Linked DNA regions of Homo sapiens: region 2 is linked to region 1. The links are chromatin loops, found by intact Hi-C in ENCODE. Cell type or tissue: endothelial cell of umbilical vein. All regions are shown on one strand. Each heading gives the region's core, and the rest is flanking DNA. Links, peaks and the distances in the headings are about the cores only. Region 1 has its middle 8.1 kb from the start of PRPH2. Region 2 overlaps BICRAL (BICRA like chromatin remodeling complex associated protein).

Region 1 (15,678 bases), core at 7,292-15,291:
CCTGCAACCTTTGCCTCCCGGGTTCAAGCGATTCTCCTGCCTCAGCCTCCCAAGTAGCTGGGATTACAGGCAGGTGCCACCACCCCCAGTTAATTTTGTATTTTTAGTATGGATGGGGTTTCACTATGTTGGTCAGGCTGGTCTCAAACTCCTGACCTCAGGTGATCCACCCACCTCGACCTCCCAAAGTGCTGGGATTACAGGCGTGAGCCACCGCGCCCAGTCTTTAACTAATTTTTTGTACCCATTAACCATCCCCACTTGCCCCAGCCCCCACTACCCTTCCCAGCCTATGGTAATCATCCTTCTACTCTCTATTTCCATGGATTCAACTGTTTTAATTTTTAACTCCCACAAATAAATGAGAACGTTTGAAGTTTGTCTTTCTGTTCCTGGCTCATTTCACTTAACATAAAGACCTCCAGTTCCATCCATTTGTTGCAAATGACAGGATCCTGTTCTTTTTATGGCTGAATAGTAAGTACTCCATTGTATATATGTACCACATTTTCTTTATCCATTCATCTGTCGATGGACACTTACGTTGCTTCCAAATCTTGGCTATTGTGAACAGTGCTGCAACAAACATGAAAATGCAGATATCTCTTTGATGTACTGATTTCCTTTCTTTTGGGTCTCTACCTAGGAGTGGGATTGCTGGATCATATGGTAGCTCTAGTTTTAGTTTTTTGAGGAACCTCCTAACTGTTTTCCATAGTGGTTGTACTAATTTACATTCCCACCAACAGTGTACGAGGGTTCTCTTTTCTCCGCATCCTCACCAGCGTTTGCTATTGCCAGTCTTTTGGATAAAAGCCATTTTGACTGGGGGAAGATGATATCCCATTGTAGTTTTGATTTGCCTTTCTCTGATGATCCATGATGTTAAGCACCTTTTCATATGCCTGTTTGCCATTTGTATGTCTTCTTTTGAGAAATGTCTATTTAGACTTTTTGCCCATTTTTAAACTAGATTATTATATTTTTTCCTATAGAGTTGTTTGAGTTCCTTATATATTCCGGTTATTAATCCCTTGTCAGATGGGTAGTTTGCAAATATTTTTTCCCATTCTGTGGGTTGTCTCTTCACTTTGTTGATTGTTTCCTTTACTGTGCAGAAGGTTGTTCACTTGACATGATCCCATTTGTCCTTTTTATTTTTTAATTTTTTTTTTTTTTTGGAGACAGAGTCTTGCTCTGTCACCCAGGCTGGAGTGCAGTGGTGCTATCTTGGTTCACTGCAGCCTCCGCCTCTTGGGCTCAAGTGATTCTTGTGCCTCACCCTCCTGAGTAGCTGGGACTAAAGGCATGTGCCACGATGCCTAGCTAATTTTTTTTTTTTGAGACAGAGTCTCGCTTGGTTGTCCAGGCTGGAGTGCAGTGGTGCAATCTCGGCTCTCTGCAACCTCTGCCTCCCTGGTTCAAGTGATTCTCCTGCCTCAGCCTCCCGAGTAGCTGGGATTACAGGCACTCACCACCGTGCCCAGCTAATTTTTGTATTTTTAGTAAAGACAGGGTTTTGCCATGTTGGCCAGGCTGGTCTTGAACTCCTGACGTCAGCCGATCTCCTCGCCTCGGCCTCCCAAAGTGCTGGGATTACAGGCAAGAGCGACGGCACCCAGCTACCATTTGTTCATTTTTGCTGTGGTTGCCTGTGCTTGTGGGGTAGTACTCAAGATATCTTTGCTGAAGTGGGAGGATTGCTTGAGCCTAAGAGTTCAAGGGCTGCAGTGAGCCCTGATCATGCCACTGCACTCCAGCTTGGGCAACAGAGTGAGACCCTGTCTTAAAAAATAGATAAATAAATGAAAATGAAAATAAATTTAAAAAGCGCTGCTTTTGTGATTTCTTGATCGGAAAGTTTCTCCTAATAGCACTTTCTTTTTTTTTTTTTGAGATAGGATCTTGCTCTGTTGCCTAGGCTGGTGTGCAGTGGCAGGATCAGGGCTCACTGCAGCCTCAACTTCCTAGGCTCAAGCCATCCTCCCACCTCAGCCTCTGGAGTAGCTGGGACTACAGGTGTGAGCCACCTCACCTGGCTAATTTTTCGTATTTTTTGTTGTAACAGGGTTTTGCCATGTTGCCCAGGTTGGTCTAAAACTCCTGGGCTCAAGGGATCCCCCCACCTCGGCCTCCCAAACTGCTGGGATTACAGGCATGAGCCACTGTGCCTGGTGCACTTTCTAGGTTTTAATAAATAGTAGTGTAATAGAGGGTGCCGCTTGACCATCCACATGGCTTGAACTTTTCGCTGTGCCCAGCACAATAGTATTAAGTGTCTGACAGTTCTGATTCCTCTTGTGGTAAGCCTTGCTGCTGGGGACTTATCCTGGGAACAGCCCTCAGATGAATGACTCTCCAGAGTTAGTGAATAAATAGCTCAGCTCCCTCACCCAAGACAGGATAATTCTGAGATGTGTTTCCCCCAGGGATTTCCTTCTCCAGGGTGGAAGCTGGTGTAATAGCACAGTCTTGTGGGCCGCCTTTCCTTCCTGTACCACTTTGCCACCCCTCCATGGGTGTTATCTGAATCTCTCCAATTAACTACTTTCACTCCCAGTTTAGGGCAGTGTTTTTAGTGTCTCTCAACCTTTTTTTTTTCATTATCACCCCCCTAAAGAGCCTATTTTAGACATTTATTTGTTTATTTATTTATTTTTGAGACAGGGTCTCACTCTGTCGCTCAGGCCGCAGTGCAGTGGCGCGATCACGCCTCACTGCAACCTCTGCCTCCCAGGTTCAAGGGATCTTCCTACCTTAGCCTCCCAAGTAGCTGGGACTATAGGCATGTGCTACCATCCCCGGCTAATTTTTTTTGTATTTTTGATAAAGATGAGATTTCACCATATTGTCCAGGCTGGTCTGGAACTCCTGGCCTGAAGTGATCCGCCTGCTCTGGCCCCCCAAAGTGCTGGGATTATAGGCGTGAGTCATGGTGCCTGGCCAGATCTTTTTGTTTTGAAAAGATAGGGGCCACACAGATTTCACATTGGGACTTCTTTTTCCTAGTTATGCCCCTGGGAAGAGGAATAGAAAATGAAGAAAGTTATGGAACATTGAAAGTAGATGGTGGCAGAGGCCGGGCATGATGACTCACACCTGTAATCCCAGCACTTTGGGAGGCTGAGGTGGGCAGATCACCTGAGGTCAGGAGTTCGAGACCAGCCTGGCAAACATGGTGAAACCTCATCTCTACTAAAACTACAAAAAATTAGTCAGGCATGGTGGTGCACACCTGTAGTCCCAGATGCTAGGGAGGCTGAGGTACAGGAATTGCTTGAACCCAGGAGGCAAAGGCTGCAGTGAGCCAAGATTGTATCGCTTCACTCCAGCCTGGGCAACAGAGCGAGACTTGGTCTCAAAAAATAAAAATAAATAAAGTCAATAAGGGCCAGGTGTGGTGGCTCATGCCTGTAATCCCAGCACTTTGGGAGGCCGAGGTGGGTGGATCACCTGAAGTCAGGAGTTTGAGATCAGCCTGGCCAATGCGGTGAAATCCCGTCTCTACTAAAAATACAAAAATTAGCCAGGTGTGGTGGCAGGTGCCTGTTGTCTGTGAGTCCCAGTTACTTGGGAGGCTGAAGCAGGAGAATCACTTGAACCTGGGAGGCGGAGGTTGCAGCGAGCCAAGATCACACCACTACACTCTAGCCTGGGTGACAAGAGCAAAACTCCATCTCAAAAAAAAAAAGTAGATGTCAGTAAAGAGTACTGGCTTCCTTAAAGAGCTATCTCACTGAAAACAACTATAAATGCTAGATAAAATATATCAAAATACTTGTAAAAAGACATCATGGAGCTGCAAAGAGAGTAAAGAATATGTGGATGTGGGCGGAGAATTACTCAAGTGCCAAGGCAAGAGGCTGAAGGCACAAATTGTTTCAGTATAATAAAAAAAGTTAAAATAAAAATGGTTATGATACAAATTAGATATAGAGATGATCATGGACATTATCAATCATTAGTACAAAGATTATTAATCGTTAGCTTTTAATATTACTCTTTGTTGTATTACTAATATAACCAAAAAATAACCAGCAGGTATAGAGTCAGGTGCTGAAGGGACATTGTAAGAAGTAACCAAGAAAGCAAGAGGTGAGCCCTCTGTTACGCCCACATAAGGGCCGCTTGAGGGCTCCTTGGTCAAGCGGTAATGCTAGTGCCTGGGAAGGCACCCGTTACTTAGTAGACCGTGAAAGGGAGTCTCCTTTCCTTGGAGGAGTCAGGAAACACTCTGCTCCACCAGCTTCTTGTGGGAGGTTGGATATTATCCAGGCCTGCCCACAGTCATCCAGAGGCTTAAACCCCTCCCTGTGGTGCTGTGCTTCAGTGGTCACGCTCCTTGTCCACTTTCATGCTCCTCCCATACTCCTGGTTCCTCTTTAAAGTTCTTAGAAGGTAGCGGTAGAAAAAATAGTGAAAGTCTTAAGTGCATAGAAGAAAACACTGACGTATGCTGCCTTCCCTCTCTGCTTCAGCTACCTATAAGGGAAGGGTCCCCTGTCCTATAACCACGTGACTTACTTGACCTTATCAATCACTTGGACGACTCACCCTCCTTACCCTGCCCCCTTGTCTTGTATACAATAAATATCAGTGCACCCAGCCATTCAAGGCCACTACGTCTCCACGTCTTGGTGGTAGTGGTCCCCCAGGCCCAGCTGCTTTCTCTTTATCTCTTTGTCTTGTGTCTTTCTTACGATCTCTCGTCTCTGCACATGGGGAAAATACCCGCTAAGCCCCGTAGGGCTAGACCCTACATGTGGAGATCAAAAAAAAAAAAATTTTTTTTTTTGAGACGGAGTCTTGCTCTGTTACCCAGGCTGGAGTGTAGTGGCACAATCTCAGCTTGCTGCAACCTCCACCTCCCGGGTTCAAGCGATTCTCCTATCTCAGCCTCTGGAGTAACTGGGACTACAGGCATGCGCCATCATGCTCGGCTAATTTTGTATTTTTAGTAGAAACGGGGTTTCACCATGTTGGTCAGGCTGGTCTCGAACTCCTGACCTCAGGTGATCCACCTGCCTTGACTTCCCAAAGGGCTGGGATTACAGGTGTGAGCCACCACACCCGGTGGAGATCAAAATTAATCCAGAGATGTGAGCTAATTCTTTTTTTTTTTTTTTTTTTTGAGGCAGAGTTTTGCTCTTGTTGCCCAGGCTGGAGTGCAATGCCACGATCTTGGCTCACCGCAACCTCTGCCTCCCAGGTTCAAGCGATTCTTCTGCCTCAGCCTCCTGAGTAGCTGGGATTACAGGCACGCGCCACTGTGCCTGGCTAATTTTGTAGTTTTAGTAGAGACGGGGTTTCTCCATGTTGGTCAGGCTGGTCTCAAGCTCCTGACCTCAGGTGATCCATCCGCCTCAGCCTCCCAAAGCACTGGGATTACAGGCGTGAGCCACTGCGCCCGGCCAATGTGAACTAATTCTAAAACTGACTTTGTTGTGGGGCTGGGAGGTCTCTTGAACTCTTGTAACCTTGAGTTTCATTTTAACGGCACTGGAGAGAGGAGACAAGAAGGCAGACAGAAGCCAAAATCTGAGGCTTCCAAAGGGTGGAGTCTACTGAGCCCATCTTCAGTGTAAAAGTATGCTGTGGTCTGAATGTCTGTGTTCCTCGCTGTGGTGTTACGATATTTGTTGGTTTTCATCCGCGTTCCTGGCTCATAACTCCCACAGCCCTTGTTCTGGTCTTTCGTTATAATGTTGGGTGTGTTGGGCCTCAGGGGCAAGCCTCCGACCTTCTCCTGCCCACCTTCCACTCGAATGTCTCCCTACCTTTCTGATTGTGGGTCTTAAGACCTTCCAAAGAGAGGGTCCTGCACTGTACCGTGGGGGAAGGAATACTGTTGTCATGAAGCTTCCAAAAAAACCCCAAAAAGGCCCAGCAGCCCTGGAGTCAAAGCTGGTTCCCGGCCCAGTCCCATCCTGAAGCAGCCTGCCTCCCCTTTCCTTTCAACATGACAGATGCTGCCGTGTCCTTTGCCAAGGACTTCCTGGCAGGTGGAGTGACCACAGCCATCTCCAAGATGGCGGTAGTGCCCATCAAGCTTTTAAAATTTATTTTTGTTATTTTATTTTATTTATTTATTTATTTTTGCTCACTGTAACCTCTGCCTCCCAGGTTCAAGCCATTCTCCTGCCTCAGCCTCCCAAGTAGCTGGCATTACAGATGTGCACCACCATGCCAGCTAATTTTTGTATTTTTAGTAGAGACAGGGTTTCACCATGTTGGCCAGGCTGGTCTCAAACTCCTGATCTCAGGTGATCCACCTCCCTGGACCTCCCAATGTGCTGGGATTACAGGCGTGAGTCACTGCTTACCACCTGACTTCTTAATGATGACAATGAGAGCTGGAAAACAATGGAATAATAGTCTCAGCTGGGCGTGGTGGCTCATACTGTAATTTCAGCACCTTGGCAGGCTGAGGTATCGGATCACTTTAGGTCAGGAGTTCCAGACCAGCCTGGCGAACACTGTGAAACCCTGTCTCTACTAAAAATACAAAAATTAGGCCAGGCACGGTGGCTCACACCTGTAATCCCAGCACTTTGGGAGGCCGAGGCGGGTGGATCATGAGGTCAGGAGATCGAGGCTATCCTGGCTAACACGGTGAAACCTTGTTTCTACTAAAAATACAAAAAATCAGCCAGTCGTGGTGGCGGGTGCCTGTAGTCCCAGCTACTTGGGAGGCTGAGGCAGGAGAATGGCGTGAACCCAGGAGGTGGAGCTTGCAGTGAGCCAAGATCAGGCCACTGCATTCCAGCCTTGGTGACAGAGTGAGACTCTGTCTCAAAACAAAACAAAACAAAAATTAGCCGGGCATGGTGGCACACATCTGTAATACCAGCTACTCGGGAGGCTGAGGCAGGATAATCGCTTGAATCCTGGAGGTGGAGGTTGCAGTGAGCCAAGATCGTGCCACTGTACTCCAGCCTGGGGAACAAGAGGGAAACTCTGTCTCAAAAAAAAAAAAAAGAAAAAAAGAAACATTTGAAGAACACAGTGATATATTTTAAAAAGAGCATTGGCCTGGCGCAATGGCTTATGCCTGTAATCTTAGTGCTTTGGGAGGCCGAGGTGGGCAGATCACCTGAGGTCAGGAGTTCGAGACCAGCCTGCCGAAGATGATGAAACCGCATGTCTAATAAAAATACAAAAATTAGTTGGGCACCTGTAATCCCAGCTACTCGGGAGACTGGGCAGGATAATTGCTTGAACCTAGGTAGTAGAGGTTGTAGTGAGCCAAGCATGCTACTGAATTCTAGCCTGGGTGACAGAGTGAGACTGTCTACAAAAAAAAAAAAAAAAAAAAAGATCATTGCACCCAATTATTACATAAGACACACTTTTATCCCCCGCAAACACATGTGGAATATTGACCACAGGACAACTGGCCACAAACTAGGTCACAGAGCAAATCTCAAAGATTTTTTTTCTAGATTTGATATTGTACATGTTATGTTCTCTTACTACAATGTAACTTTTTTAGATTTATATTTTTTATTTCTGTATTTTTGTTTTGTTTTTATAGAAACAGGGTCTCACTGTGTTGCTCAGGCTGGTCTCGAACTTCTTAGGGTTATACCCTAGAGAAACTTCTGCATAATGAAAGATACACACAAATGTGTTTTTTGTTGTTGTTGTTTTGAGATGAGGTCTTACTCTGTCATCCAGGCTTGAGTGCAGTGGCTCAATCACTGCTCACAGCAGCCTCAATCTCCCAGGCTCAAACGATCCTCATGCCTCAGTCATGAGTAGCTGGGACCACAGGTGCACACCACCACGCGAGGCTAATTTTTGTATTTTTTGTAGAGGCAAAGTTTCACCATGTTGCCTAGGCTGGTCTTGAACTCCTGGGCTCAAGTGATCCTGCCTTGGCCTCCTAAATTGCTGCGATTACAGTTGTGAGCCACTGCATCCAGCCACAAATGTTGAAAGAGCTCTATGCATGAAAGTTTAACTCTAGAAATCACCCATATATCTCCTGGCAGAAGAATGTATACTATGTATATTCTATACATGACAATGAACTATAGCTACATGTAACATGTGTGTCTCTTAAAACATGTTGACTGAAAAAGAAGCAGATCCCTGGAGACCATCTACACAGTAACATACAATTGTTGTAAATCTCAAAAACATCAAAAATTTGTTTGTAGGAAAGCACTTAATGATTTTTATATGAAAAAGAAAAAGCTGGCTGGGCACAGTGGCTCACGCCTGTAATCCCAGCACTTTGGGAGGCTGAGGTGGGCGGATCACTTGAGGTCAGGAGTTCAAGACCATCCTGGCCAACATGGTGAAACCCTGTCTCTACTAAAAAATTAGCTGGGTATGGTGGCAGACACCTGTAATCCCAGCTACTCAGGAGGCTGAGGCAGGAGAATCGCTTGAACCTGGGAGGTGGAGGTTTCAGTGAGCCGAGATCGCGCCATTGCACTCCAGCCTGGGCAACAAGAGCCAAACTCGGTCTCAAAAAAAAAAAAAAAAAAAAAAGGAAAAGAAAAAAAAAGAAAACGCTAAGGTGTTCAGATTACTGGTGACCTCTTGAGTGGGAGGGAGAGTGCATTAGTCAGCTCTGGCTGCTATGACAGAATTCCATAGACTGGGCAGCTCGAGCAACAGGCATTTACTTTCTCACAGTTCTGGAGACTAAAGTCCAAGATGAAGGTGCCAGCAGGGTTGGTTTCTGGTAAGGCCTCTCTCCCTGGCTTGCAGATGGGTCTTCTCACTGTGTCCTCACATGGCCTTTCCTCAGTACTGGCTTGGGGAGAGCTCTAGTCTCTTCCTTTCCTTTTATTTTTATTTTTATTTTGAGACAGGGTCTTGCTCTGTCACTCAGGCTGGAGTGCAGTGGCAAAGTCTCAGCTAACTGCAACCTCCATCTCCCAGGCTCAAGCAATCCTCCCATATCAGCTTCCCAAGTAGCTGGGACTACAGGCATTCGCCACCATGCCTGTCTAATTTTGTATTTTTTGTAGAGAGAGGGTTTTGCCATGTTGCCCAGGAAGGTCTCAAACTCCTGAGCTCAAGTAATCCCCCCGACCTCGGCCTCCCAAAGTGCTGGGATTACAGGTGTGAGCCACTGCACCTGGCCCCTTTTCTCTTTTTCTTTTCTCTTCTTTCTTTTCTTTTCTTTCTTTCTTTTATTTTTCTTTCTTTCTTTCCTTTTTCTTTCTTTCTTTCTCTCTCGCTCTCTCTTTCTTTCTCCTTCCTTCCCTCCCTCTTTCCCTTTCTTTCTTTCTCTCTTTCTCTTTCTTTTCTTTCTGTTTTTTTTTTTTTTGAGATGGAGTCTTGCTTTGTCGCCCCAGGCTGGAGTTCTGTGGTGCAATCTCAGCTCACTGCAACTTCCACCTCCCAGGTTCAAGCAATTCTCCTGTCTCAGGCTCCTGAGTAGCCGAGACTACAGGTGTGCACCACCATGCCCAGCTAGTTTTTTTGTATCTTTGGTAGAGACAGGGTTTCACCATGTTGGCCAGGCTGGTCTCGAACTCCTGACCTCAGGTGATCTATCCGCCTTGGTCTCCCAAAGTGCTAGGATTACAGGCGTGAGCCATCGTGCCCAGCCCCTCTCTTTCCTTCCTTCCTTCCTTCCTTCCTTCCTTCCTTCCTTCCTTCCTTCCTTCCTTCCTTCCTTCTTTCCCTCCCTCCCTCCCTCTCTCTCTTGCTTTCTTGCTTTTCTTTCTTTCTTTTTTTGTTTTGAGACAGTGTCTTGCTCTGTCACCCCAGGCTAGAGTGCAGTGGCGTAATCTCGGCTGATTGCAACCTCCGCCTCCCGGGTTCAAGCAATTCTCCCATCTCAGCCTCCTGAGTAGCTGGGACTACGGGCATGCGCCACCATGCCCAGCTAATTTTTTTGTATTTTTAGTATAGACAGGGTTTCACCATATTGGTCAGGCTGGCCTCGAACTCCTGACCTCAGGTGATCTGCCCGCCTCCGCCTCCCAAAGTGCTGGGATTACAGGTGTGAGCCATCCCGCCCAGCCTCTCTCTCTCTCTCTCTTTCCCTCCCTCCCTCCCTCCCTTCCTTCTCTCTCTCTCTCTTTCTTTCTTTCCAGGTTGGGGTGCAGTGGCATGATCTTGGCTCACTGCAACCTCCACCGCCTGGATTCAAGCAATTCTTGTGCTTCAGCCTCCCGAGTAGCTGGGATTACAGGCGCCTGCCACCACACTGGCTGATTTTTGTAATTTTTGTAGAGACGAGGTTTCACCATGTTGGCCAGGCTGATCTCGAACTCCTGACCTCATGCGATCCTCCCACCTTGGCCTCCCAAAGTGCTGGGATTACAGGAGTGGGCCACCACACCTGGCCAAGAAAAACGGTATAATTTCGTTATTATAATAGCATTAATGGTCATTTCTTTTTTTTCCCCCCAAATCCGAGAACTTTATTGGACAGAGCTCCGTGCAGGGCCAAGGGCCCGGTGGCGAGGGCAGCTCCATCCAGGAGGTCTCAGCAACAGGAGCCCACAAGGCCACACTCTAGCTAAGGTTATAGACAGCTGGGAGACCAGGGCCTCTCCGCAGACGCGGGAACAGGCCAGATCTTTATAAATAAACATCCAGTGAAGAGAAATGACAACTCTAAGTCATCCGAATACACAGAGCACTCTAGGGGGTGGGGCACCGGGGGCCTGGAGGGGCGATGAGTGGACCCAGATGTCCATGGCACGGGGCGGCGTGGGGGGTGGGGTGGGGGCAAGGCCAGGGCAACAGACAACCGGCACTAGGACGCTGCGCTGCGCATGTACAAGATCAACTACTGGGGGCCGCGGTCCCGTGCGTGTGTGTCAGGCTCTTCGTTCTGGAATGAGGAGGGGTGGTTTTTACATCATATTCGGTGGCTGGTGGGCTCGGAGAGGGGCTACTCTGTGGAGAGGATGAGGGCAACGACGAGACCGTACAGGCCGAGCACCTCGGGGAAGATGAGGATCAGGATCATGCCCATGAATAGTCGGGGCTGCTGGGCCGTGGCTCGCACACCGGCGTCCCCCAAGATGTCTATGGCAAAGCCGGCTGCCAGGCCGCTCAGGCCCACGCTCAGGCCGGCGCTAGCTGGAGGCAGCTCCTGTAGAGGCTGATGTCGTCATTCGGGGAGCTGGCGATGAGGACTGTCACCACCAGGCCATAGATGGCGATGATGCCAGCCGTGACCACCGGGATGATGGACTTCATGATCAGCTCCGGCCGCATGACAGACATGGCCGCGATGCCGGCACCGGTCTTGACCGTGCCATAGGCAGCGCGCGGGGCGCTGAAGACCATGGCGGCCGAGGCTGCCATGACGGCGAAAAACGAAGCATACTCGGGGCCGTTCTTGGACTCGGACATTGTCTGCGGGTGGGGAGGGGGCAAGCTCTGCGGCCGAGGCGGAGGCGAAGACCGGGGCGAGGCCGGGCCGGGCGCGAAGGCGAGCACGCAGGCGGCGGCGAAGACGATCAGCATTAATGGTATTTCTAAAGAAGAAAAGTGAACCATCCTTGGTTCCGCTAACCTCTTCTATTATCTCTATAATAGATGTCTCGCATCTAGACTCACATCCAACATGGTCCGGAAGCAGGAAGGAGCCCTCCCTTCTCTGACAGATTAATTACTGCTTCCTTTGCAGTCCACTTTTCTCTGCTTGTTCATCGCCATATCTTGCCTTGATTCGTACTTGAAAGGTTTGGCCAGAGACATTTCTGATGTGTCTGTTCTTTTTCTCTTACTTTTCTGGGTAATTTAACGTGCTGGGGATGCGAGCACGTTAAATTTCCATCCATTGAAGCCATTCTATTTAGGGCCACCAGGGGGCATCCACAGACTTGCTATGGGCTCAGCACCGCCCTCCTCGTCGTATTTACAACCTCAAGGTCATTTGAGGAGAAAGAGGTGCCTGACTAATCGGGTTACCCTTGTAGAGCTATTTTTAAATTTTTGTTTCTGGTTTCTACATTAAATCTTTCTTCCTCTTCTTCCCTCTGATTTTCTCTTGTCTGCACGTGTGCTTCTAAGAGGCTCTCTGTGATAGCGTCACAGTCATCTACATCCTATTTCCTGCAGGACAATTGTCTTCCAATTTTTATTTTACTTTTTGTAGGAGGTATGAGTCCTCTGGTTGTCTGAACATCCTCTTTTGGAAAAAGCAAAACAAAAGGAAACAACTTCAAAAGTGGCAGCAATTCTTTTCAATGTCCTTGATGATAAAGAGTTGAAATCCTTTCATAATCCAAAGCTATTATAAGCCAACACTGGCTGTTAGAAGAGTGATCACTTTGGGTAATATTGTTTTTGACCCAAAATGCTGTGTGACTATAGTATAACAAGAATGTTTCCCCATATGGCTCAGGACCTGGCTTTTGAAATCACTCCCATTTGGAGTCCAGACTTGAGCTGAGCAATGGAATAAGTGCTTTGTTTTCCAAGGTGATTGTTGGATGGGAAAACTCATGTCTTGTTGCTTAGTTCTTACACCTCCTCTGCCTGTGGAGACTATTCCTCTGATTTACATAATGATTTGGAGACCTTGAAGAGGAGTGTGTGGGTAGTGAGTCTAGTGTAGGGGAATCAATGCACATAAGGGAAGAAAGGAGATTCTGGATTAGAGTTTTGACCCACTTGCCACCAAGAGCTCACAGGCTTCATATTCTAATCATGAAACCCTTTTTGGTATTAGGTGGACAGGAATTTGATGACAAGATTGGTTTGTTCTTTTTTTTTTTTTTTGAGATGGAGTCTTGCTCTGTCGCCCAGGCTGGAGTACAGTGGTGTGATCTCAGCTCACTGCAACCTCTGCTTCCTGGGTTCAAGTGGTTCTTATGCCTCAGCCAGCCTCTGGGAGTATAGCTGGGGTTACAGGTGCCTGCCACCATGCCCAGCTATTTTTTTTTTTTTTGTATTTTTAGTAGAGATGGGGCTTCACCATGTTGGCCAGGCTTGTCTTGAACTCCTGACTTCAAGTGGTCCACTTGCCTTGGCCTCCCAAAGTGCTGGAATTACAGGCATGAACCACCACACATGGCCTTGGTTTGTTCTTAAAAGCCCTTGTACTTATGCACAGGCTGTTCTGAGAAGTAAGATTATTGGATCTTTGGGAATTTTAATGCATTTTAAATTTTAGGGTGGGTGAGGTGGCTCACACCTGTAATCTCAGCAATTTGGGAGGTTGAGGCAGAAGGATTGCTTGAGCCCAAGGAGTTTGAGACTAACCTAGGCAACACAGCAAGACTCCGTCGCTAAAATTTTTTTTTGAAAATTGTAATAGGTATAGCTAAATTGCCCTTCCAAAGGGCTGTAAAACTTTACACTCTAAAGAAAACAAACAACATTATTAAAAAGTGAGCATGCTGGGCATTGTGGCAGGTACCTGTAATCCCAGCTTCTCAGGAGGCTGAGGTGGGAGGATTGCTTGAGAATAGTAGTTGGAGACCAGCCTGGACAACATAGATAGATCCTGACTCAAAAAGAAATAAAAGCAGGCAAAAGTGCTGAACAGACACTTCACCAAAGAAGATATGCAGATGGCAAATAAGCACATGACACATGAAAAGATCAAATGTCATTAGGGCACTGCAAATTCAAACAAGATGCAGCTACACACCTATTACAGTGGTTAAAATCTGAAACACTGACAATATCAAATGTTGGCAAGGACATGAAGTAAAAATTGCTGGTAGGAATGCAAAATTGTACAGTCACTTTGCAAGACAGATTGGCAGTTTCTTACAAAGTTAAACATAGTCTTACTATGTAATCTAGCCATTGTGCTCCTAGATATTTACCCAGATGAATGGAAAATTTTTCAGCAAAAACCTGCACGTGGATGTTTATAGCAGTTTTATTCATAATTGTCAAAAACTGGAATCAACCAGGATATTCTCTGATAGGTGAAGGAATAAACCGTGGTACATCCATGTGATGAAACGTTATTCAGTGATAAGAAGAAATGAGCTATTAAGCCGTGAAAAGATACAGAGAATCATTAATCACATATATTGCTAAGGGAAAGAAGCCAGTCTGAAAAGGCTACATGTTGTATGATTCCAACTGTAAGATATTCTAGATAAGGCAAAACTATAGATCTAGACGGTGGTTGCCCAGGGCTGAGGAGTGAGGGAAGGAGGAATGAATAGGCAGAACATGGCAGGTTATTAGAGTAGTGGAAGTATTCTGTATGATACAATAATGATGAATACATGACATTATGCATTTGGCAAAAGTGACAGAATTATATGCACAAAGACTGAACCTTAATGTAAACTATAGACTTTAGTTAATAATAGTGCATCAATATTGGTTCATTAATTGTAACAAATGTACCACATTAATGCAAGATATTAATTAGAGGAGAAACTGGTTGGGGAGATGGAGAATAATGGGAACTCCCTGTATTTTCTGTTCAATTTTTTTGTAAACCTAAAACTACTGTAAGAAATAATCCATTAATTAATAATAATAATAAATGTACAGATTCACCAAGAGTGTACACTTCTACTTCCACTCTCTTTGTTGATGTATGGTGACAGAATTTTGACATACATTCAATTTGATGGATCGAGTTTGGTCTTTTTCTTTTTTTGAGACGTCATTTCACTCTTGTCACCCAGGCTGGAGTGCAATGGCGCAATCTTGGCTCACTGCAACCTCCACTTCCCGGGTTCAATTGATGCTCCTTCCTCAGCCTCACAAGTAACTGGGATTACAGGTGCCTGTCACCATACCCAGACAATTTTTGTATTTTTAGTAGAGACAGGGTTTCACCATGTTGGCCAGGCTGGTCTTGAATGCCTGACCTCAAGTGATCCACCCACCTTGGCCTTCCAAACTGCTGGGATTACAGGTGTGAACCACTGTGCCCGGCCAAGTTTGGTATTTTATTGTTGTTTGGATTTGCATTTTCCTGCTTATTACCCAAGTTGAGATCTTTTCCAGATTATTGGACTTTTCAAGTTTCCTAATTATGAATTGTCTGTTCCTGGTTTTTGCCTATTTTTCCAGTTGATTATTGGTCTTTTGATTGTGAATTTTTGTTTATTGTGAATTTGTGAGACTTAAAACATTTTTGCATATTAATTCTTTTTTTTTTTTTTCCAGACAGAGTCTCACTGTCACCCAGGCTGGAGTGCAATGTGGGGATCTCAGTTCAGTGCAACCTCCACCTCCTGGGCTCAAGCGATCCACCTGCCTTGGCCTCCCAAAGTACTGGGATTACAGGCATAAGCCACCATGCCTGGCCACTGTATATTACTTTTTAATTTTACAAGTTGCAAATGTTTTCTCACGATCTGTCACTTTCTTTCTTTCCTTCCTTCTTCTCTTCTTTTCTTTGTCTTTTTAAAATTTGAGACAGGGCCTCACTCTGTCACCCAGGCTGGAGTGCAGTGGCACGATCATGGCTCAGTGCAGCCTTGAACTCCCCAGGCTCAGGTGATCTTGCCACCTCAGCCTCCAGAGTAGCTGGGAGAACTACAGGTGCATGCCACCATACCCAGCTAATTTTTTTTTTTTTTTTTTTGTGTGTGTGTGTGTGTGTGTGGAGATGGGGTCTTCCTATGTAGCCCAGGCTGGTCTTGAACTCCTGGGCTCAAGTGATCCACCCAACTTGGTCTCCCAAAGTGCTGGGATTATAGGCGTGATCCACTGTGCCTGGCCCTGTCATTTCTTTTCTCAGAGAGGATAACAATTTATTTGTCCTAC
Region 2 (15,678 bases), core at 3,223-11,222, 74 kb before region 1:
ATGATTATTTTAGCAAGCAAGAGAATAGGTATACATATAGGGCCCACATTTCATTAAGATAAACAGCTGGGCACAGTGGCTCTTGCCTGTAATCCCAGCACTTTGGGAGGCTGAGGCAGGCGATCACCTGAGGTCGGGAGTTCGAGACCAGCCTGACCAACATGGAGAAACCCCATCTCTACTAAAAATACAAAGTTAGCCAGGCACAGTGGTGCATGCCCATAGTCCCAGCTACTCGGGAGGCTGAGGCAGGAGAATCGCTTAAACCTGGAAGGTGAAGGTTGCAGTGAGCCAAGATCGCACCATTGCACTCCAGCCTGGGCAACAAGAGCAAAACTCCGTATTAAAAAAAAAAAAAAAAGATATTATAGTACTACCCTCAAAAACAGGAATCTCATCATATTTGTCTTCATATCCCCAGCAAATAGCACATAAGTGGGTATAATAAATATTGAAAAAATACCCAGGTTTTAAATATAAGGCAGCTGTGTTTTGTATGGAGACTGTGCTCCCAAAGACCTTGCCTAATTAAAAGCTCATATAATTCCATAATCCTAGGTTAATCCTACAAATTTACAATTTCCCAGAGTCCATCAGCATTGAAATTCTGTAATTCCTGATGAATTATAAATATATCATTCTGTTAAATTTTTTCAGTTGTACAGGCGTGCACTATTTTTTTTTTTTTTCAGACGGAGTCTCGCTCTGTTGCCAGGCTAGAGTGCAGTGGTGTGATCTCGGCTCACTGCAACCTCCGCCTCCCAGGTTCAAGCGATTCTCCTGCCTCAGCCTACCGAGTAGCTGGGACTACAAGCACGCGCCACCACGCCCAGCTAATATTTGTATTTTTAGAGATGGGGGTTTCACCATGTTGGCCAGGATGGTCTCAATCACTTGACCTCAGGGATCACATTTTTTAAAAAAAGAATCTGTATCTTTTAGAAATCCATACTGAAATAGGTATGAATGAAAAAAAAATGACATCTGAGATTTGCTTCAAAATAATATGAAGGCCGGGTGTGGTAGCTCATGCCTGTAATCCCAACACTTTGGGAGGCTGAGACGGACGGATCACAAGGTCAGGAGATCGAGACCATCCTGGCTAACATGGTGAAACCCCATCTCTACTAAAAATACAAAAAATTATCTGGGCATGGTGGCGGGCGCCTGTAGTCGCAGCTACTCGGGAGGCTGAGGCAGGAGAATGGCATGAACCCGGAAGGCGGAGCTTGCAGTGAGCCTAGATCAAGCTACTGCACCCCAGCCTCGGTGACAGTGAGACTCTGTCTCAAAATAAATAACTAAATACATAAATAAATAATAATAATAATATGAACTGGAGTTGGTTATTAAAAACATGAATGGCTGGGCATGGTGGCTCACGCCTGTAAGCCCAGCACTTTGGGAGGCCGAGGCGGGTGGATCACTTGAGGTCAGGAGTTCAAGACCAGCCTGGCCAACATGGCAAAACCGTGTCTCTACTAAAAATACAAAAATTAGCCAGGACTGTTGACGGGTACCTGTAATCCCAGCTACTTGGGAGGCTGAGGCAGGAGAATTGCTTGAACCTAGGAGGCAGAGGTTGCAGTGAGCCAAGATCGTGCCATTGCACTCCAGCCTGGATGACAAGAGCAAAACTCTGTCTCAAAAAACAAACAAACAAACAAACATGAAATACCAGCTGAGCACAGTGGCTCATGCTTGTAATCCTAGCACTTTGGGAGGTCAAGGTGAGCAGATCGCTTGAGTTCAGGAGTTTGAGACCAGCCTGGGCAACATGGCAAAACCCTGTCTCTACTAAAAAAATATAAAAATTAGCTGGGCATGGTGGCACATGCCTGTAGTCCCAGCTACATGGGAGGCTAAGGCGGGAGGATCAATGGAGCCTGGGAGGTGGAGGTTGCAGTGAACCAAGATGGCGCCATTGCACTCCAGCCTGGCCAGAAGAGTAAGACCCCGTCTCAAAAAAAAAAAAAAAAATTAGCTGGGTGTGGTGGCACATGCCTGTGGTCCCAGCTACTGGGGAGGCTGAGGTGAGAGGATTGCTTGAGCCGGAAGGTCAAGGCTGCAGTGAGCTATCGCTGCACCACTGCCCTCGACAACAGAGTAAGACTCTGTTTCAAGAAAACAAAAACCATGGAGTCCTGTCCTCCCCTGCCCCAACCCTGGAGATTCTGATTCATCTGGAATCTGGGTTACTAGTTGCCCCTGGGAAAATTTCAGGCAAATTGGGGAACCTGTTCCAGGTCTGAGTGGAGTCAGGTGGGACCTGCAAACAAGGGCCTCTGGTTGACTCAGAAACACAAACTGAGGCTCCAACTCTCCAAACTTAAGGGGAGAATCCCGTTATCTTGGCAACCTGACTGAAGGAAAGATGCTGTGGGCAAAATCTTATTTGGGAATGCATCACCCTAAGCCACCTTCAGTATCAATCTTTTTTTACTCTTTCCCACCAAATAATTGCTCTACTTCTTCCTTCGTTTTTTTTTTTTGAGATGGAGTCTCACTCTGTCACCCAGACTGGAGTGCAGTGGCATGATCTCGACTCACTGCACACTCTGCCTCCTGGGTTCACGCCATTCTCCTGCCTCAGCCTCCCAAGTAGCTGGGACTACAGGTGCCCGCCAGCACACCTGGCTAATTTTTTCCTATTTTTAGTAGAGACGGGGTTTCATCGTGTTAGCCAGGACGGTCTCAATCTCCTGACCTTGTGATCCACCCGTCTCGGCCTTCCAAAGTGCTGGGATTACAGGTGTGAGCCACCGCACCTGGCCCGTTCCTTGTCCTCTTTAGCACACTGACTCATATTTACATTAGAAAGTCAGCTCCATCAGGGCAGAGGTTTGTGTCTGTTCACCAATGAACCTTAGCACCCAGAATAGCCCCTGGCACATAATAGGAACTCAGGAAATATTTTAAAAATGAACTTAGCACCCTTTCTAATGTGTTGGTCACAGGATGGCAAACCTGCAACAGAAGCAGGCACACAGGGAGAGTGTGTTTATTCACTTTTCCTTGAAAACCTCAGTTTTCCAAGAAAGCATATTTTTCTTACTTTGGAGACCAGGTTATTCCTATAGGATAACAATCTAAAGTGGAAAACAAAGACTTTTATTTAAGCTGACAACATACAATAGGGCTAAAGTTATTTTCCACTATTTCCCCTGCCCTCTATTCTAGCCCACTGCCACTCTCCTAGCCTCCAAACACAATGATGCACTTTCCCAGCATCTGTCTTTGTCCAGGTGACAAATTTCCTTACTTGAAATGCTCTTCTTCCTCTCCCATGTCTACTGAAAATACAACCATTATTCAAAAATTAATTTGGATCTGATCTCTGTGAATCCTTCTCTGACAACCTCAGCCTGTCTTCAGAATTCTCTGCCCAGAATTCTGAAAGCAGCAACTACATCTTTGGACACTGATCAGACACTGCTCTGTGCGATTATCTTCATTATGCTTATCTTATGTTCCCAATTAAAGCAGGGTGCAGGCTGGACATAGTGGCTCCCGCCTGTAATCCCAGCACTCTGGGAGGCCAAGGCAGGAGGATCGCTTGAAGACAGGAGTTCAAGACCAGACTAGGCTACATAGCGAGGCCCAATTTTTTTAAAAAAGCAGAGCCCAAATATAAATGAATACACACACCATAAAGTGCTATGAGAGTGCTGATGAGACAGCACTTAATTCTGCCATCCCGAAGGCAGGCAACTTTTAGATTGTATGGTTTTTTGGCATCAGAGAACTGAATATACTGGCTCATTACAATAGGCACTAGCTAGCCTCATTTGTGTCTCTACCCACCCCACTTGTCCCTGTAAGAAGCCCTTAGTTCTTTGCCACCTTGACCACTTGATGTCCCCAAAACTTATCAGTTTTTCAATTATTTGACTTTGCATGTTCCTTTTACTTAGAAGACATTCCCACCCACCTCCAAGCGGTCAACTGACAATGCCTACTTATCCTAAAGGTCTTGAGTAAAATGACACTGCCTTTCTTTAGTTTTATTTAAATCCCGAAGCAAAATTCATTATTCACTTATTCATATCCCTAGAGGACATCTGACATCTTACCAGCACCATGTATGACAATACAGCCATGCATCCCCATAACAACCTTTCATACACAGTGGACCACATATATGATTATGGTCCCTTAAGAGTATAATACTGGCCGGGCACAGTGGCTCACGCCTGTAATCCCAGAACTTTTGGGAGGCTGAGGTGGGCGGTTCACCTGAGGTCAGGAGTTTGAGACCAGCCTGACCAACATGGAGAAACCTTGTCTCTACTAAAAATACAAAATTAGCTGGGCATGGCGGCACATGCCTGTAATCCCAGCTACTCAGGAGGCTGAGGCAGGAGAATCGCTTGAACCCGGGAGGCAGAGTTTGCAGTGAGCAGAGATCATGCCATTGCACTCCAGCCTGGGCAACAAGAGCGAAACTCCGTCTCAAAAAAACAAACAAACAAACAAACACAACAACAATAACAAAAAACTATATTGTTAGTGTTTCTTTTCTGTGTGTGAATAGGTTTAGACACACAAATGCTTACCATTGTGTTATGGTTGCCTACAGTATTCAGTATAGTAACATGCTGCACAGCCTTGTGCCTGGGAACAATAGGCTATACCATATAGCTTGGGTCTGCAGTAGGCTAGATCATCTAGGTTTGTGTAAGTGTACTCTGATATTCACAAGATAATGAAATTGTCTAGCGACGCATTTCTCAGAACGTATCCTCCTTCTTAAGCAACATATGAGTATACTTGGTTTTTCTGACTTCCCCACTGGCTTACAAGTTCCATGAAAACTGGATGAGTTTCCTTTCATTTCTGTGTTAGCAGAGTTTAGTGCAATGCCTGATACATACATGCCTAATAACTGTTTACCCAATGCAATTACTTTCCTAAGATTCTGGTTTCCAAAGGACATTTTTAGGGTTAATGTCAGTTACTAATTTACTTTCCAAGAATATGCACCAAGGCTACATGTGAGCACTTTTTGACGATGGTACAGCACAGGATTTGGGATGCAGGCCTGGTCCTCCATGGTCCAGGATCCACTGACTAATGCTGGACCCTTATTATCCAGCCAGGCATCTATCAAGCCAGTGTAAAAAAAGTGAGGAATCAACTGATTCCCCACATCTGCTCCAAATCAGACAATTCACTTCTCTCAGGCGTAAGGAAATACAAGTTTTAAAGATCCACAGAATAAAAGATTGTGTGTCCTTCCAAGATAATCCACTTAATATTTAACAAACCTCCTTATAAAGGGATTTATGTGCTGAACATAAATATAAAATAATTAGTTGAAGTCTCCAAACATTTAGCACAGTAATTTATTATATTAATAATAGTTGTGGTTCATTAAAAGACTCGGAAGTAAATGTCTAAGTTGAAGAATTTCTGGCACAGCCAGGTATGGGTTTAAGGTCTAGTGAGTATACCAACACTAGACCTTAAAGAAAAGACAACTCTACAATATATTAAAAACCAGATGCCCTGACAAAAATGTTTTTATACTTCTTTACTGTGTTTTCTAAGAGAGTGTGAGGGCATTTTGATAACTATGGAAAACCATACACAGGAAATGATTGAGAAATGAGGAGCCGGGTGTGGTGGCTCACACCTGTAATCTCAGCACTTTGGGAGGCTGAGGACGGAGGACTGTTTATGTGCATGAGTTCAAGACCAGTCTGGGCAACATAGTGAGACCTCATCTCTATTAAAAACAAAAAAAAGGCCAGGCACGGTGGCTCCTGCCTGTAATCCCAGCACTCTGGAAGGCTGAGGTGGGCAGATCACCTGAGGTCAGAAGTTCAAGACCAGCCTGGCCATGGTGAAACCCTGTCTCTACTAAAAATACAAAAAATTAGCTGGGCATGCTGGTGTGTGCCTGTAATCCCAGCTACTCAGGAGGCTGAGGCAGGAGAATCGCTTGAACCCAGGAGGCGGAGGTTGCAGTGAGCCGAGATCGTGCCACTGCACTCCAGCCTGGGCAACAAGGGCGAAACTCCATCTCAAAACAACAACAACAACAACAACAACAACAACAACAAAAAAAAACACGAAAAGCTGAAAGAGCCAAAAGTAAGTCTTACTTATATATTCTCAATAAAGACAAACTATCTGAATATTAAATAGAAACTGCTCTGATACTTATCTGATTTCTAGTTTTATTCAGGAAAATATTTATGCATATGCATGTATTTTTTTTCTTTTTCTTTTTCTTTTTTTCCTGAGATAAGGTCTTGCTCTGTTGCCCAGGCTGGAGTACGATGGCATGAACATGGCTCAAAGTGATTCTCCTACCTCAGCCTCCCAAGTAGCTGAAAACAAAGGTGCATGCCACTGTACTAATTTTTAAAAAATTCATACAGAAGGGATTGCTCACCATGTTGCCCAGGCTGGTCTCAAACTCCTGGCCTCAAGGAATCCTCCTGCCTTGGCCTCCCAAAGTGCTGAGATTATAGGTATGAGTCACCATGCCCAGCATTATGATATATTTTATTAAACAAAATGGAGATTTATCTAAGTCATTTATGTTTTTCCTAATGCAAAGGGAATTTATTTTAGGGAACATTTTATTTTTATTTATTTTTTTTGAGATGGAGTCTCACTCTGTCACCCAGGCTGGAGTACAGTGGCGTGATCTCGGCTCACTGCAATCTTGGCCTCCTGGGTTCAAGCAGATTCTCCTGCCTCAGCCTCCTGAGTAGCTGGGATTATAGGTGTGCGCCACCACAGCTGGATAATTTTTGTATGTTTAGTAGAGACAGGGTTTTACCATGTTGGCCAGGCTGGTATCGAACTCCTGACCTCAAGTAATCCGCCTGCCTCTGCTTCCCAAAGTGCTGGGATTAAGGTATGAGCCACCACATCTGACCTATTTTAGAGAACATTTTAAATGAAATAAAAGCAATACTACTACCAATATGATTTTTTCCACTTTTACAGACTATGGACATTTTTGTACAATGCCAGTCATAAATAGTAAAAAAGATGGGACACTGCCGTTTGCATTCCTAGCCCACAGTCAAAACATTCACTAAAATACAGTATGGTAAAAATTGAGCTATTAAAGTCAAAACTGCTTAATAGTAGGACACCATTTCTTAGTGTCGTTTAAATATATTCTGGTCCCTATGTATGTAACTGCTTTAAAAAATTCAAAATGTCAGTAATTATAAACAAAATGTAGATTTCTCTCTCTCGCTCTCTTTTTTTTTTTTTTTTTTAAACAGAGTCTCGCTCTGCCAGCCAGGCTGGAGTGCAGTGGCTTGATCTCGGCTCACCACAGACTCTGCCTCCAGGTTCTAGCAATTCCCCTGTTTTAGCCTCCTGAGTAGCTGGGATTACAGGCACCTGCCACAACGCCTGGCTAATTTTGTATTTTTAGTAGAGACAGGGTTTCACCATGTTGGCCAGGCTGGTCTCAAACTCCTGACCTCAGGTGATCTGCCCACCTGGGCCTCCCAAAGTGCTGGGATTACAGGCATGAGTCACTGTGCCTGGCCGTATATTTCTTTTATTAAGCATCAGTATTAGCAATCTGATTAAAAGTTATTATGAAAACTCTTGACTCTTTGCTCTCTGTCAATGAGTAACATTCAAAATATTTTGGTTTTATAGCATGTTCCAAGAAAAATAAACCCTATGAAAATAACAATGTTAACAAACAAAATTCCATTTTACAAAGTCAATGTTACCAAGGAAGATACACTGAGGATTCCCTTTTATAAAGACAGACTCAAATAGAAAATGTGTGGACATAGCCGGATGTGCTGGTGGGTGCCTGTAGTCCCAGCTACTCAGGAGGCTGAGGCACAAGAATCTCTTGAACCCAGGAGGCGGAGGTTGCAGTGAGCTGAGATCACAGCACTGCACTCTAGCCTGGGCGATGAAGCGGGACCCTGTCTCAAAAAAAAAAGAAAAGAAAAAAGAAAAAAAAATGTGTGGACAAAATCAGTTTCTTAGCAAGGAGAAAACAAGAGTGCTTTTGTTTAAGCTTAAAAATGATTTAAGGCCGGGCGTGGTGGCTGAGCCCTGTAATCCCAGCACTTTGGGGGGCCGAAGTGGACGGATCACTTGAGGTCAGGAGTTGGAGACCAGCCTGGCCAACATGGCAAAACCCCATCTCTACTAAAAATTAAAAAAATCACTTTGGGAGGCCGAGGCAGATGGATCACAAGGTAAGGAGTTGGAGACCAGCCTGGCCAACATAGTGAAACCCTATCTCTACTAAAAATACAAAAATTAGCTGGGCATGGTGGCAGGCACCGGTAATCCCAGCTACTCGGAAGGATGAGGCAGGAGAATCACTTGAAGCTGGAAGACAGAGGTTGCAGTCAGCTGAGATTGTGCCATTGCATTCCAGCCTGGGTGACAGAGTGAGACTGCATTTTAAAAAAACAAAACAAAACAAAACAAAAACCCAAAAATTACCCGAATGTGGTAGTGCATGCCTGTAATTCCAGCTACTCGGGAAGCTGAGGCAGGAGAATTGCTCGAACCTGGGGGCGGAGGTTGCAGTCGGCCAAGATTGGGCCACTGCACTCCAGCTTGGGAGACAGAGCAAGATTCTGTCTCAAATAAATAAATAAATAAATAAATAAATATTTAAGAAAGAATATGGACAAATATATTTGTAGCATATTACTCCAAGCAAGGTTTCACAATGAGTTTCTACAAAGAGTTTAAAGATATTGATTTAATGTCATCTTTCTAAACTCTCTTTAAGAGACATAAACTTCTATCTACTGAAATCTTTAATAAATCCTAAGAAATGCCATGTGAACTGGAATTTGTATTGTAATTATTTGTATCAAGAGATCATGAGATACATAGTTTCAGTTGGAGAAGATGAACACTTCTGGAAAAGAATGGTGGTGATGGGCTGGGTGCAGTGGCTCACGCCTGTAATCCCAGCACTTTGGGAGGCTGAGGCTCATGGATCACAAGGTCAAGAGATCAAGACCATCCTGGCTAACACGGTGAAACCCCATCTCTACTAAAAATACAAAAAACTAGCCGGGCGTGGTGGCACGTGCCTGTAGTCCCAGCCAGGAGACTGAGGCAGGAGACTCCCTTGAACCCAGGAGGCTGAGGCTACAGTGAGCTGAGATCGCGCCACTGCACTCCAACCTGGGTGACAGAGCAAGACTCCATCTCAGAAAAAAAAAAAAAAAAAAGATTTAGTGGTGAATCTAATAACTACCCTCATTTGGAAGACAGTAATATTTCAAGATATCTGCTAGTATAATGTGATATAAAAATATTTCAGCCAGGTATGGTGGCTCCTGCCTGTAATCCCAGCACTTTGAGAGGCCAAGGCAGGAGGTTCATTTGAGCTCAGGAGTTCAAGTCCAGCCTGGGCAATATAGTGAGACCTTGTGTCTAATACATATTTCTACTGGGTAAAAAATTTCCAGGCACTGTTAATATAGTCAGCCCTCCATATTCATGGGTTCTGCACCCCCAGATTTAAATGACCACAGATTGAAAATATTTAGGAAAAGTAAAACAAAAAATGACAATATAACAATAAAAAATAATACAAATTTTAAAACAATATAGTCTAACAACTATTACATAGCATTTACATTGTATTAGATATTGTAAATATTCTAGAAATGACTGGCTACTCTGGGCATGCTGCCTATGGGGTAGCCACGCTCCGCAAGGAGCAGTAATAAAAAATAAAAATTAAAACAAATCTAGAGATGATTTAAAGTATATGGGAGGATCTGTGTAGGTTATATGCAAACACTACACAATTTTTTTTCTGATTTTATGTATTTATTTAGAGACAGTACCCAGGCTGGAATGTAGTGACTTGATCTCAACTCACTACAACCTCCCCCTCCTGGGTTTAAGCAATTCTCCTATCTCAGCCTCCCGAGTAGCTGGGACTACTGGTGCCTGCCACCACGCCTGGCTAATTTTGTACTTTTAGTAGAGACGGGGTTTCACCACGTTGGCCAGGCTGGTCTCAAACTCCTTGCCTCAAGTGATCTGCCTGCCTTGGGCTACCAAAGTACTGGGATTACAGGTATGAGCCACCATGCCCGGCCCACCTTTTTTTTTCTAATTAAAAAAATTTTTTTTCTTTTTCTAGTTTATGTGACTCTTTTTTAGATTTATTTTAATTTTAGATTCAGAGAGTACATGTGCATATTTGTTACATGGGTATATTGCATACTGGTGGGGATTGGGCTTTCAGTGTACCCATTACCCAAATAGTGAACACTGTACCCAATAGGTAATTTTCAACCCTCACTTCCCTCCCTCCCTACCCCCTTTTAAAGTCTCTAGTGTCTATTATTTCCATCTTTATGTCCATGCGTACCATTGTTTAGCTCCTACTTATTAGTGAGAACATGTGGTATTTGATTTTCTGTTTCTGAGTTAGTTCACTTAGGATAATGACCTCTGCCTCCATCCATGTTTCTGCGAAGGGCATGATATCATTCTTTTCCATATCTGGGTCCACCATTTTATTTATTTATTTTTGAGACATTGTCTCACTTTGTCACCAAGGCTGGAGTGCAGTGATGCAATAGTGGCTCACTGAAACCTCTGCCTCCCAGGCTCAAGTGATTCTCCTGCCTCAGCCTCTGGAGCAGCTGGGATTACAGGCATGTGCCACCATGCCCGGCTAATTTTTGCAATTTTTGTAGAGATGGGGTTTCACCATGTTGGCCAGGCTGGTCTCTCAAACTCCTGACCTCAGGTGATCCACCTGCTTTGGCGTCCCAAAGTACTGGGATTACAGGTATGAGTCACTGCACCAGGCCTATAACAATTTAATAATTTAAAAAAACAGTGATAGCTGAGACCCAAATGGGTTGGCATTATGTTAATGCTTTATATGCATGATCTCACTTAATCCTTTCAAACTCCCTCTGAAACGTAAGTCCTCTATCCAGAGGAAGAAACTGAGGCACACTCCCTCAGGGAAGTTACTCACTCAAGGCATTACCTACAGCAAGATGCTAGAACTCAGATCGGTCTGATTCCAAAGCTGTTATTGACTATAACTTTTTTTTTTCCTTTTTAAGTCAAATCACTCCTTGCTTGAAAACCTTTAGGATTTTAACGTATAAAAGAAAATTCAAATACTTTGGCCTTACATTTACTGCATTTCACAAACTGATCGCAAGGTCCCTTCCCAGCCTTCCACTTCTCACTTCATCCAAAGAAGTCTCCTTACTGTCCGCCTCTCTTATAAAATCCCAACCTAAATTGGTTCTTTTCCACCTAAGTTCCTCTTATAAGTTATACATAAGTTCTGCTTATGTATCTTTTCCTTATGTATCTTATACATAAGTTCTGCTTATGTATCTTTTCCTGGTCAACAAAATCTTCCTTTTCCTTTAGGCTCCAGTTCAAATTCCATTTCCTACATGTAACCCTTAACAGCTTTTTTTTTTTTTTTTTTTTTGAGACAGAGTTTCGCTCTTGTTGCCCAGGCTGGAGTGCAATGGCACGATTTCAGCTCACGCAACCTCTGCCTCCCGGGTTCAAGTGATTCTCCTGCCTCAGTCTTCCAAGTAGCTGGGATTACAGGCATGCGCCACCATACCTGGCTAATTTTGTGCTTTTAGTAGGGATGGGGTTCTCCATGTTGGTCAGGCTGGTCTCGAACTCCTGACCTCAGGTGATCCACCCGCCTTGGCCTCCCAAAGTGCTGGGATTACAGGTGTGAGCACTGCACCCGGCCGACAGCTCATTATCCTATACCCACATCGCATATGTCAGGAAATCCCACTGGCTATACCTTCAAAAAAACATCCAGAATCCAACATGTACCACCTCCACTACCATCTCTCTGGTCCAAGCCATCATCATCTCCCACTGGCTGTCTCTGCTTTTGCTCTTTTATAGTCTAGAATCTATTCTCAACCCAAATTCCAGAAGTGACCCTTTTAAAACAGAAATCAAAACTCTCCAATGAACCTTCATTTCCTCCCATGTAAAAACCAAAATTCTTTTATGTGCTCGACTGTGAACACCCGTAATGTTCTACACAACTGCTCTGCTCCCCAGCCTCTCTGATCCCTTTTGATTCTAGCCCTTGCTACCTTGCCACGCCCAGAACTCAAAATGCATGCTCATATCTTAGGCCCTTTGCACTGGCTGCTGTCTGCCTGGAATGCCCTTCCTCCAGATATCCTCAGGCTTAAGGCTTATTCAAGACTCTGCTCAAAGACAATCATGACCTACCAGACAATCTTCCCACACCCCAGCACTCCCCGTCTTCCTATCTTTCTATATGTTTACCCCATAACATACTACAAAGTCTACTTAGGTTTATTGTCTGTCTTTCCCAAGAGAACAGGGCTTTGGTCTTTTGCTCACTGCAGCATCCTGGGAGCCTAGAATGGCACCTGGCACACATTATGTGCTCAATAATATTTGCTGAATGGATAAATGAATAGATGCTCTCACACCACCTCAGTCAAAGGTTCTCTCTCCTTTGCTCTTGCTTGTACTAATCATTTGGCACTTACCATACACTGTTGTGTAGTTTTATGTGTGTACATATGATCCAACTGCCTAGATTATGTGTTCCTGTGCCCTCCAAATGCTTTACACCAATTTAGCATTTAATAAATATTTGATGATGAAATATCACTGCAGTGCCTTTTTATTTCAGAGTAGATAGTTATGGTAATAATTTTCAAAACAAGACATTCCGCTTAGAAAAGAAACATTCTAGAAAGCAATATGATGTAAGAAAAATATTAGAACATTTAATTTTAAAAGTTAATCTTAAAAGAATGGAACATATTTTAAAGGTGCATATACATTATACAAAATCCACATCATGCTCTGAAAATATTTATTCTGTGACTTTCACAGCCTCTTATGTCCTAAAGATATGCTTGAGAGTCAAGCTCAAGGTAATTTTTGATAGTAAGGTAATTTGAAACATAGAACATCTATTAAATAATAATTATATCTTGGGAATTTAGGTAATATATGACAGAAATAAAACAATGTGAAATAGGTTTTATGTCACATTTTATTTATAGATATTTATTTATTTATTTGAGACAGAGTCTTGCTCTCTGTTGCCCAGGCTGGAGTGCAGTGGCACGATCTCGGCACACTGCAACCTCCACCTCCCAGGTTCAAGCAATTCTTGTGCCTCAGCCTCCTGAGTAGCTGGGATTGCAGGCGTGCACCATTATGCCCAGCTAATTTTTATATTTTTAGTAGAGACGGGGTCTCGCCATGTTGGCCAGGCTGGTCTTGAACTCCTAACCCAGGTGATCCACCAGTCTTGGCCTCCCAAAGTGCTGGGATTACAGGTGTGAGCCACCGCACCCGACTTTTTGTCACGTTTTTAAATCTAATAGCAGAAAGTTTTGGAAAACAAGTTAGACAACTTTCTAACAATAGATGTAGATCTTTTCAGTTACCTTGACTGTCGTTCATGCGTAATTCTCTTTGTGAGTATTGGTGGAGAGATCAGTAAATAGACTCTTGCATGACTTATGGTAAGTTTCTTTTTTTTTTTTGAGATGGCGTTTTGCTCTTGTTGCCCAGGCTGGATTGCAATGGCGTGATCTTGGCTCACTGTAACCTCCGCCTCCCGGGTTCAAGCAATCCTCCTGTCTCAGCCTCCCGAATAGCTGCGATTACAGGTGCCCGCCACCACGCCCGGCTATTTTTTTTTTTTTTTTTTGTATTTTTAGTAGAGAGGGGGTTTCACCATGTTGGCCAGGCTGGTCTCGAACTCCTGGCCTCAAGTGATCCGCCCGCCTCAGCCTCGCAAACTGCTAGGAGTACAGGCGTGAGCCACTGTGCCCAGCCACTTACAGTAAGTTCTTAATTGATATGTCTAGCTTAGCCTTAAAACTTGACAATTCAAATGAAAAAAGAACAGAGAATAATATATTAGTACTTATAAAATATATAAAATAGAGCCAGGCATGGTGGAGTACACCTGTAGTCTCAACTACTTGGCAGGGGAAGCAGGAGGATTACTTGACTCCAGGAGTTCAAGGTCATGGGTACATAGCCAAACACACACACACACACACACACACACACACACACACACACACAGAGTAAGTGAATTTTGTCCGGCATTAAGTATTTTATGTAACAGAATATGTTCTGCATTTCTAAGTTAAAGCACTTGAGCCTTTTTTTTAAACAACATGGTTACCCAAATGTCATTTTTCTTTGTATTATTCTCTTTTGAAATTAACTGTCAGATTGCTTTATCTCTATCACACATGCTGTAAAAAAATAAATTCTAGGTACATCATGTGACATATAAAGTCAGATTTATAGTAGCTAGGAGCGGTGGCTCATGCCTGTAATCCGTGCTATCTGGGAGGCTGAGGCAGGAAGATGACTGTAGCTCAGGAGTTCAAGACCAGCTTGGGCAACACAGCGAGCCCCTGTCTCAAATTTTTTCTTTTAATCTGATTTATAAACAAGTAACATAGTTTTACATTTTAAAAATAAAAATAAAAATAAAAATAAAAATAAAAATAAAAATGTCATCTTGTCCAGGAGTTCGAGACAAGCCTGGACAACATGGGGAAACCCTGTCTCTACAAAAATACAAAAATTATCCAGGCATGATGGTGTGCACCTGTAGTCCCAGCTACTAGTGAAGCTTCAGTGAGCTGAGATGGGGCCACTGTACTCCAGCCCGGGCAACAGAGCAAGACCCTGTCTCAAAAAAAAAAAAAAAAAAAAAAAAGTCATCTTGAGGCCTACGCATAGAAGTAGCGCCAAAAACATCCCAGTTGTAAACCTTCATGTTGTGTGATTACACCTAGAGAAAAGGGGTTGACTTTCACAGATTTCTCCATCCTAAAACTCTCACAGATTTGGAGAATCACAATACAAATGGAAAATAAGAATAAACCAACCTGGTCAGGCGCGGTGGCTCACGCCTGTAATCCCAGCACTTTGGGAGGCCAAGGCTGGTGGATCACTTGAAGTTAGGAGTTGGAGACCAGACTAGCCAACTGGTGAAACCCCATCTCTACTAAAAATACAAAAATTAGCAGCCAGGCATGGTGGCTCACACCTGTAATCCCAGCACTTTGGGAGGCCGAGGCGGGTGGATCATGAGGTCAGGAGATTGAGACCATCCTGGCTAACACAGTGAAACCCCGTCTCTACTAAAAATACAAAAAAAAAAAAAAAAAAAAAAAAAAAAATTAGCTGGGTCTGTAATCCCAGCTACTCGGGAGGCTGAGGCAGGAGAATGGCATGGACCTGGGAGGCAGAGCTTGCAGTGAGCTGAGATCACGCCAATGCACTCCAGTCTGGGTAACAGAGCGAGACTCTGTCTCAAAAAAAAAAAAAAAAAAAAAAAAAAAAAAAAAAAAAAATTAGCTGGGCATGGTGGCATGCGCTTGTAAATCCTAGCTACTGGGGAGGCTGAGGCACAAGAATCACTTAAACCCGGGAGGTGGAGTTTGCAGTGAGCTGAGATTGTGCCACTGCACTCCAGCCTGGGCAACAGAGTGAGATTCCATCTCAAAAAATAAATAAAATAAACCAGCCAGCCAATTTCTTTCTCCTTTTTTTCTTTTTCTTTGTGACAGAGTTTCACTCTCGTCGCCCAGTCTGGAGTGCAGTGGCACGATTTTGGCTCACTGCAACCTCCGCCTCCCAGATTCAAACAATTCTTGTGCC

The links. Peaks named below come from ENCODE experiments on the same cell type or tissue, not always from the same donor. Only the 100,000 strongest peaks of a DNase experiment are listed, where the experiment ranks them.
Region 2: it touches region 1 in a loop (2.4-fold over the local background); 2 of 110 quality-filtered maps call a loop at or near these places.

The regions. Positions count from the first base shown.
Region 1 is chr6:42,722,890-42,738,567 of GRCh38, reverse strand. It overlaps the pseudogene ATP6V0CP3. Among named protein-coding and RNA genes, the nearest start is that of PRPH2, 8.1 kb to the right of the region's middle. RefSeq lists enhancers at 11,037-11,086, 11,587-11,726, 11,967-12,036. In endothelial cell of umbilical vein, for the core only: a CTCF peak has its summit at 11,776 (motif pointing right); a DNase peak (open chromatin) is centred at 11,807; H3K4me3 peaks cover 952 bases; H3K27ac peaks cover 631 bases.
Region 2 is chr6:42,792,816-42,808,493 of GRCh38, reverse strand. The region is part of intron 1 of BICRAL (BICRA like chromatin remodeling complex associated protein); the gene reads right to left. Among named protein-coding and RNA genes, the nearest start is that of BICRAL, 19 kb to the right of the region's middle. In endothelial cell of umbilical vein, for the core only: no CTCF peak of the experiment used is centred there; a DNase peak (open chromatin) is centred at 7,653; H3K27ac peaks cover 1,100 bases.